Regions from separate parts of the Homo sapiens genome. Here region 2 is linked to region 1. Evidence: read pairs that join two places in POLR2A ChIA-PET (ENCODE). Cell type or tissue: Panc1. All regions are shown on one strand. Links, peaks and the distances in the headings refer to the core of each region. The heading gives the core; the rest is flanking DNA.

Region 1 (4,397 bases), core at 314-4,313:
AAAAACGAAAGAGAACAGCTTCATTTTTAAAACTACCATTTGTAGGCCGGGCGTGGTGGCTCACGCCTGTAATCCCAGCACTTTAGGAGGCCGAGGCGGGCAGATCACGAGGTCAGAAGATCGAGACCATCCTGGCTAACACGGTGAAACCCCATCTCTACTGAAAATACAAAAAAAAAAAATTAGCTGGGCGTGGTGGTGGGCACCTGTAGTCCCAGCTACTCGGGAGGCTGAGGCAGGAGAATGGCGTGAACCCGGGAGGCAGAGCTTGCAGTGAGTGGAGAGCGCACCACTACACTCCAGCCTGGGCGACAGAGCAAGACTCCGTCTCAAAAAAAATAAAACACAAACAAAAAAAACTACCATTTGAAAAAAACAAAAACAAAAACAAAAAACTGTGTAAGTGAAAGACTCCTAAACCCAATCCATCTCTTTCTTCATTTAACTGAGATTGTGTATATGGAGTAACAAAATTCCAAGTCAACACAATGGCATGGCATCTTAGAGCCTATTGAAAAAGGATTTGAACTCTAGAGTGCACACAAACACGGGGCAGGGCAAGGAGATGATAAAGGAGAATCCCCTCAGCTTCATTCCTGGGCCTCAGACTAAATATTGCAAAGTAAGAAAGGATAGGCCAGGCACGGTGGCTGAAGCCTGTAATCCCAGCACTTTGGGAGGCCGAGGCCAGGTAGATTACTTGAGGTCAGAAGTTTGCGACCAGCCTGACCAACATGGTGAAACCCCGTCTCTACTAAAAATACAAAATTAGCCGGGTGTGGTGGTCCATGACTGTAGTCCCAGCTACTTGGGAGGCTGAGGCAGGAGAATCACTTGAACCCAGGAGGCGGAGGTTGCAGTGAGCCGAGATCACACCATTGCACTCCAGCCTGAGCAACAAGAGTGAAACTCCATCTCAAAAAAAAAAAAAAGAAAAGAAAGGATATAGGAAAACATTGGGGATTTGATTGGAGAGAAGTTTTTGTAGGAGCAAAGGATGTCCTCTTTTCCAATCATTAAAAGCATTCCTTATTTTCCCTTTTTAACCTGTGCTTCCAATTCTACCTCTTACCCAGGAATCTGCTTCTAGCTTCTTTTCCACAAGTGGGAACCTGATCTGGGAAGAGGCCTTCTGGAGAAATCTCACTTGTCCTGGTTGGAAAAAGCCCTGGGAAGACTCAAGCACAGTCCCTGGTCTGGTCTGTGTACCTGAGCACATGGCTACTGAGCTCTCCTAAGTCCTGGGGTATAGGTTCTCTAGAGCTGGCACTAAAAGTCGGGTTCCAGGATAAGTCAGCCATTCTTTCCAGAGCTTCCCTCAATCAGCTGGAATGGAGACACACTTCCTCCAGACAGATGGACCAGTAGGGCAGAGTGGGAGCACTGAGATGGCACTGTCCTCTCCATAATGTCCAGGACAATGACCAACCCTGGATGGGAGCCTCTTTGTACTCTGGCTGCTTTTGTCTCGGTGGCTTTCTTTTTTTTTTTTTTTTTTTTTTGAGACGGAGTTTCGCTCTTGTTGCCCAGGCTGGAGTGCAATAGCGCCATCTTGGCTCACCGCAACCTCTGTCTCCTGGGTTCAAGCAATTCTCCTGCCTCAGCCTCCGGAGTAGCTGAGATTACAGGCATGCACCACCACACCTGGCTAATTTTGTATTTTTTAGTAGAGACGGGGTTTCTTCGTGTTGTTTCAGGCTGGCCTCTAACTCCTGACCTCAGGTGATCCGCCCGCCTCGGCCTCCCAAAGTGCTGGGATTACAGGCGTGAGCCACTGTGCCCGGCCCCTATGGCTTTCTAGGAGTGCTGGGATGGCTAAGCAATGCCACGTAGCTGAGGCAAAGGAAGGCATTGGTTTCCCATGCTACCTCCTCTTTCTGCTGTCTTGCCATCCTTTTTTTTCATTTTTACTTCCAGATTTTCAGTCAAAGGAAAGATACGTTCATGCATTTAAGCACTTGGCCTCAAAATAAAAATCTAAGCTGAAAGCAAACTTCGAAGACTTGCTCTTCCATGAGTCATTTTCTAGCAGTATAGAAATTACAACTACAGCTCAAATTAAAAAAAAAAAATGCTCAGCATCTCATTGAGAAGCTCACCTCTCCTACAACTTTTGAAGAGTTGCAGATGAGTCAGGGTAAGGCGGGAAGCTGAAAACTCAAGTCGCTTTACTTTAGATTCTGTGATTTTTCATCCTTTAGCTAAAGCTACAATTACAGAGAAGGTTCTCAATCACCAGTATTCTGGAAGTGAGTCATCAGATGAACTGGGAATGAAGCTATTACTGAGTGTCTGCTCTTCAGAGACAGAGAGAAGTGGATTGAGGTGGAGTTTTTGCTGATTTATAAGCATTAAATCAGATGAGGATAATGGCAAATATGCCTAGCTTTCTTATAACACCATATGAACAGCAATCATTCTCCAATACCTTAGAGGAGTAGCTCACAACACGCAGGTAATATAAGCAGCAGGAAAGGAGGTTGAAAGTGACTTTCTGTCATCCCCGCATTAGTGGAACGGTAAGATGAATGTTGCGTCTTGAAATGCCTCGCATTTTTTTGCCTGCTATTATTAACCTTGCATGCTTCTAAGCAGCACGGGGTCCTGGAGAAAAAGGTTCTAACAAGTGGATATTTGAGGGCAGAGATTGCGATCAGAGGTAGGCTGAATTGTATTTGCTTCCTTTAACCTTCCTTTGTGCTTGCCATCCACTATGTTGATGCAGCTGCTCCTTCCAGTTAGAAAGACTTCACAAATGCAGCAGCGAAATGGAGCTGGGTTCAGCGCAATGTTAGATTCAAATAAGGTACCTCCATCGCTCCTCCAAGACAGTGGGAAAGTGCCCATCAGAGAAGTGTTGAAGGGCGTGTCCTCAAGGCCAACTACAAACATCATAAGGGGCTTTGTGTTTTACAGCATCTTCTCTCTCCTGGTATGGGTCCTCTACTCTGATTTTCCTTTTTATCAGGCTAAAGAGGATATATTTTATCACGATGGCTTTATATCCAATGTGTACAGGCCAACACAAATAAGGGTATTACAAGTTAAAGAACTGTACCTCAGGCACCATTTTATTAGAACTAGTGTTCACATCAAACAATACATCCTAAGTACTTTATATTAAGCGTGGACAAATCATTTGCCTGAGGATTAGATGTTGTGCCATTGAAATGTAATCCTGCTGTTGATTTTTTTCTTAACTGCCAAACCAAACATGGTCAAAGAAGTAACTCTAAAAGCTGCAACAGGAGCAATCTTATCCTACATTTCACGCATAGAATAAAAACTGGAGCTGAAACTAGTGTAACACGGCAATATAAATTGCAGTTTCACTCCACTGCACACTTCTCTGTGGTGTCTAATATATGTGACTAAGTTTGCTTTGATTATCAGAGTGTACCAATTACAGTGCATTCTCAAAGCATATAAAACAGATTATATACACTTAGCATTATAAAGAAAGCAGTGCCCAGTAGAAGTCTAGCAAGACCACCTGAATTCCCATCAATGTGGCACGTTCCCAAGTAATCCGCTTGGCCCTTCTTCTCAGCTATCCCATCCCTAAAGGCGAGAGAATGAGGGGGAAGTCCTAGTGCAAAGGACCACTGTGGCAGGTGATTTTACTCTCTCAGGGCAGGGCCGTATTCTTTAGGACACTGGAAAAATAATTTGCAAATAGTCATCAGAGATTTGTTACATTGTGGTTTCTGAGTTCTTATGCTATGGAATTTGTCTTATAATCAAAGACACTTTTTTAAAAAAGTCCAGATACGACATCCTATTGCAGTACATCCTTGCCTTATTCCAAATTCCATAAAGATTTGCCAGGTGAAGAGGACACATACATCAATGTAATATAGTGGTTAAGAATGGAGTCAGGGTCGGGTGCAGTAGCTCACACCTGTAATCCCAACACTTTCGGAGGCCAAGGCAGGTGGATCACGAGTCCAGGAATTCAAGACCAGCCTGTGCAATATGGTGAAACCCCATCTCTACCCCCAAAAATATACAAAAATTAACTGGATGTGGGGATGCATGCCTGTGGTCCCAGCTAGTTGGGAGGCTGAAATGGGAGGAGCGCTTGAACCCAGGAGGTCAAGGCTGCTATAAGCTACGATTGCACCACTGCACTCCAGCCAGGCAACAGAGCGAAACCCTGTCTCAAAAAAAAAAAAAAAAAGAAAAGAAAAGAAAAGAAAAGAAAAGAAAGAATGGAGCCAGACTTTCTGAGTTTGCATCTTTGTTCTGCCATCTGTGCTATTTAATCTTGAGTAATTTACTCAACCTCTCTGGGCCTCAGTTTCTTAGAAGATGGGAAGAAGAAGAAGAATATCTATCTCCTAGGTGTCTGTGAATATTGAATGAGTTCACCAATAGGAATTACTCTTAGCTTTTTT
Region 2 (4,397 bases), core at 177-4,176, 180 kb before region 1:
AAATACTTCATAATTTAAAACTAAAAATGGCATCTGCCTCACAACCCCTAACAAGGCCTTTCCCAGTTTCCCATTAACATAAAGATGCGAAGGCAAATAAAAAGACAATATTTGAAATAGCGTTTGTATTAGTTTACTAGGGTTGTCATAACAAAATACCATAGATCAGGTGGCTTCAACAGCAGAAATTTATTTTCTCATAAATCCAGAGGCTAAAAGTTCGAGATCAAGGTGCTGGCAGGGTTGGCTTCCTATAAGGCCTCTCCCCTTGGCTTATAGATGGCCAGCTTCTCGCTGTGTCCACACACAGTTTTTCCTCTGTGCGCATCTGTGTCTTAATCTCCTCTTCTTATAAGAACACCAGTCGGATTGGATTAAGGCCCACCTATATGACCTCACTGAACCTTTTTTTTTTTTACTTAAAAAAATTTTAATTCTTTTAGGTACACAATGTTATATATTTGTGTATGTGAGATGTTTTGATACTGGCATGTAATGTGAAATAAGCACATCATGGAGAATAGGGATTCATCCCCTAGAGGTAATTAAGGTTCAGTTAGTATGAATATAGTCAATACTAACTGAACCTTAATTACCTCTTAAAAGTCCTATCTATCTCCAAATACAAACAGTCCCCAATTTACAATAGTCAAAACTTAAAATTTTACTGTGGTGCAAAAGCAATACCCATTCAGTAGAAACTGTACTTTGGGTACCCATACAACCGAAAAAAGTGAAAGGTTTTTCACTTTTAGTACAGTATTCAATAAATCACTTGAGACAGTCAACACTTTATTATAAAATAGACTGGATGATGTTTTTGTCCAACTATAGGCTACCATAAGTATTCTGAGCACGTTTAAAGTAAGCTAGGCTAAGTTATGATGTTCAGTAAGTTAGGTGCATTAGGAGTATTAAATGCATTTTTGATTTAATGATATTTTCAACTTACGATGGGTTTGTTAGGACATAACCCTATCATAAGTTGGGGAGCATCCGCACAGTCACACTCTGAGGTTCTGGGAGTTAGGACTTCAACATATGAATTTTGGGGGGACACAATTCGGCCCATAACAATACTGAAATCTAAGTTCAATGGACAACAGATTCCTAAAAGCTGGAAGAAAATGCCTCATTATAAGAATAGTGGAATCCTTTTGAGAATAAACAACCACTAACTTGCCTATGTTTCATATCAGGTGTAGCACTGCCCCACCCACCCCCCGCAAAGGTAGTGGGGAGATAAATCACCTCTCCTTTGTCTAATCTTACCTGAGAACCAAGGTCCAGCCATAGTATCAATTGAGAATGCCAAACATTTTCTAATTTTCTTTTGTTGCCTGAAATAGGTAATAATCTGTCTCTGAGGCTTCAAGATAATGATCTTTTCCCCTAATTGTGCAATATTTTTCTTATAAGCCTTCTGTTGGTATTTTTCTGGGTTTTTTTCATTGTCATAAAAAGACAAATCTTTTCAGTAAGAAATAGAATCTTATTCTCCCCTCCATCCCCCATCTCCTCCCACTCGCCCCTGCCACCCACCAGCCTCCACCAAAGTACAGCCCATTCTGAGACTATGAGCACATGAAAAACTCCATTTCCCAGGAAGCACTGTACTTTGCAAGGACTACACCTCCCAGGATGCAATGCATCTCAGCCGGTCTTCTCAAATGCCTGCACCAGTTTTGTTTTGTTTTGTTTTGTTTTTCAGTTACATTTTCTAAATGGATGTAAGGCAGAACTATCTTCTGCAATGGAATAAAAGTAAGCTTGTTTTTGGATTTATTGCCTTCAGCCCTAAATGCCGGAACACAGTGGAACATTGCTTACAGAATTTTGAGACAGAAAAAAATAAACAAAACCCTTGAATTTATACCCAGCCAAGTGTTATTTGACGGGAGGAAAGCAACAGAAAGAACCTTCCATCATAGAGCAGTTTATTGGTCTTTACTAATTAAACAAAAGCATAACTTGGCTTTTTCAATATACATTTCAAAGATGCAAGAAAAATCATTATTCGAGGATGTTGTTTTCAAATCGATTGGGCAGCGAGGAACAGAGCTTTTCTCTACAGTCCCTTGCCCAAATGTTCTTTTTCTGCTTCTGATGCTGTTAATTTTCCAGCATCAGAAATGCTTCTTGGATCACATCCTTAACTTACTGTTCTAAATACTTGACTTCTTCGATGAACATTTAAAACAACAAATAATGCTGTTCTGTGCCAGCATTTACTAACAATGGCCAGACTTTTCACAGGGCTGATACAAAAAGTGCTCTTTTAGCCCTCCACAATAGCAGAACTGCTGAAACCAACATAAAGGCCATTTTCATTGTCAAGCTTCTTGGTTATTGATTTTTTTTCTGCATCTTTGAAATGTACGTTGAGAAATCTAACTATGGTTTTAAATAATTAGCAAAGATCAATAAACTGCCCTATGATATATTTCATTTGACACAAATCCCCACCTCTTATCATCTTCCAAGACTGGAGAATATTTCTGTCTAAATATGTTTTTTAAACATTATATGCAATGATATTTGTCAGATTTATGTTGCAAAGAACAAAATCCACTCTAGCTAGTTTAGCTGAAGCTAGTTTATTACAAGTTTGAAATGGGTTATTGGACTGTTAGGAAGGCTGAGGAAAGAGCCTCTAGGTTAGATTTCAAGAATGGCTCCCAAAGTCACAAAATTCAGCCACCCACGGAGCTTCTTTTGTCATTTGGAAGCTGCTTGCCAAATAGGAAAGCTGCCACCTCCTGAACCTTACCAACATCATCCCAATCAAGAAGGCTGCTATAATCTGTACCAGCAAAACAGGTCCCCTCTCCACACTCCAACTCCACAGTTCAACGGCTGTTGAGACGTCCACTGGTGTCATAGCAGAAAAACCAAGTTCCTACCTGTTTCTGCTTACTAAGAAAATCAAGCAGCTACAGTCTCTGCCTCCCTTCCACCTTCCAAATCATTCATGAGTGCATCTAATTCATCTACTTTTTGGAAACTAAATTATACTCAGAACCTCAGACAAAAGGAATTCTGGGAAATGTACAGGAATGCATACCAGACAAATGTTGGGAAAGACATGGAGCACCAGTCCATCATCTTCATACCACTACCAACCTAATCATATTCTTAAATGTATAGGAAAAGAGGCAAAGGACACGCCATAATACTCATGGTCCATTAGAAGCATCTGGGGAGCTTGTTGTAACTGAGGATAAGAGTTACAATAATAATATTAATCATCATCATCACTAACATTTGATTCCACACTATGTGCCAACCAATATTCTATGTGCTGTATGAGCATTATGCCATTTAATCCTTATAACAGCCCTGAGGTGTGTACTCTTTTTATCCTTAATTTACACCTGAGAGGACTGCAGCATAAAGAGGTGAATTAATTTGCTCAAGGACACATACTGTTAAGTGATGGAATCAAGATTCTAACCCAGACAGTCTGACCCCAGAGACTGCCCCTCTGCTGGATTTAATGCAGTCGGTCTGAGGTGGGGTCCAGGAGACTGCTTTTTAATAAGCTCTCTAGGGCGACTCTCATGGACATCCAAGTTTATCTCCAGTACCTTCCAATCTTAGGCAATCATCGTGTATTAGTTTTATAATCATGAAAATGCTCTAAAAATGACAACACCTATAATTCTGCATATGCCATGTGATCATTGCCACATAAGTAACATACACACTGCAAAAGGGCTGGAAGTAAATATACCAAAGGGCTAGCAGAGATTCTCTTTGTATAGTGGGACTGAGAGTGATATTTTGCTGTCTTCTACTGTCTGTATTTTTCAAATGTTTACGATGAGCATGACTTTTATTCTATGTCTGCATGCGCTCAAGTTTCATCTATTAGTCTACAAGTGGTTGATGTTGGCACCCAAGCGTTAAAGATGTCATCTTTTTACTTGTATTTCCTTTCTGTTTCCTTTCCCGCCACTATGCAATTTTATCACATAAAATTAAAAACCAGGATGCTAACTGAAAATTTCCGAGTCCACTGGCCAGGCTAAGACAAGAAAAACAAATTTTACCAGATAAATTCAAGCGTTTGTTTTTATGTTTTACATGAGAGACTATGAAACAGTGATTTGAGGTGCCAGTTCTGAACATGTACATCAATACCTGTTGATCACACTTTATCTTTCCGCATTCCCTCTTTTTCCTGTCTACCTCCACTCCTTCTTGTCTGTAAGTCTAAAAGGGCCCTCGCCGTGCTAGGAGCTCGGCAGCCTTCTCAGAAGCACAGTCGACAGAGACTGACAGCTCGCATCGTCCACTGGGCCAGTCTGGCTCCGGCACACGCATGAGCTGACCACACACTTGGTAACCGTCACTTTGACGAGCCAGCCTCAACAACCCTGATCCATCATCCAGGC

Evidence for each region. ChIA-PET counts read pairs that join two places held together with the same protein. Peaks named below come from ENCODE experiments on the same cell type or tissue, not always from the same donor. Only the 100,000 strongest peaks of a DNase experiment are listed, where the experiment ranks them.
Region 2: POLR2A ChIA-PET joins it to region 1 with 7 read pairs; 1 of 35 experiments calls an interaction of 5 or more read pairs at or near these places.

Annotation. Positions count from the first base shown.
Region 1 is chr6:10,320,987-10,325,383 of GRCh38, forward strand. LOC105374920 (a long non-coding RNA gene) reads right to left here. Exons shown (of 3, transcript XR_926458.2): 3 at 4,224-4,397. Among named protein-coding and RNA genes, the nearest start is that of TFAP2A-AS2, 81 kb to the right of the region's middle. In Panc1, for the core only: no CTCF peak of the experiment used is centred there; no DNase peak of the experiment used is centred there; H3K27ac peaks cover 734 bases.
Region 2 is chr6:10,145,520-10,149,916 of GRCh38, forward strand. It overlaps the pseudogene OFCC1. Among named protein-coding and RNA genes, the nearest start is that of TFAP2A-AS2, 260 kb to the right of the region's middle. In Panc1, for the core only: no CTCF peak of the experiment used is centred there; a DNase peak (open chromatin) is centred at 1,683; H3K4me3 peaks cover 810 bases; H3K27ac peaks cover 1,392 bases.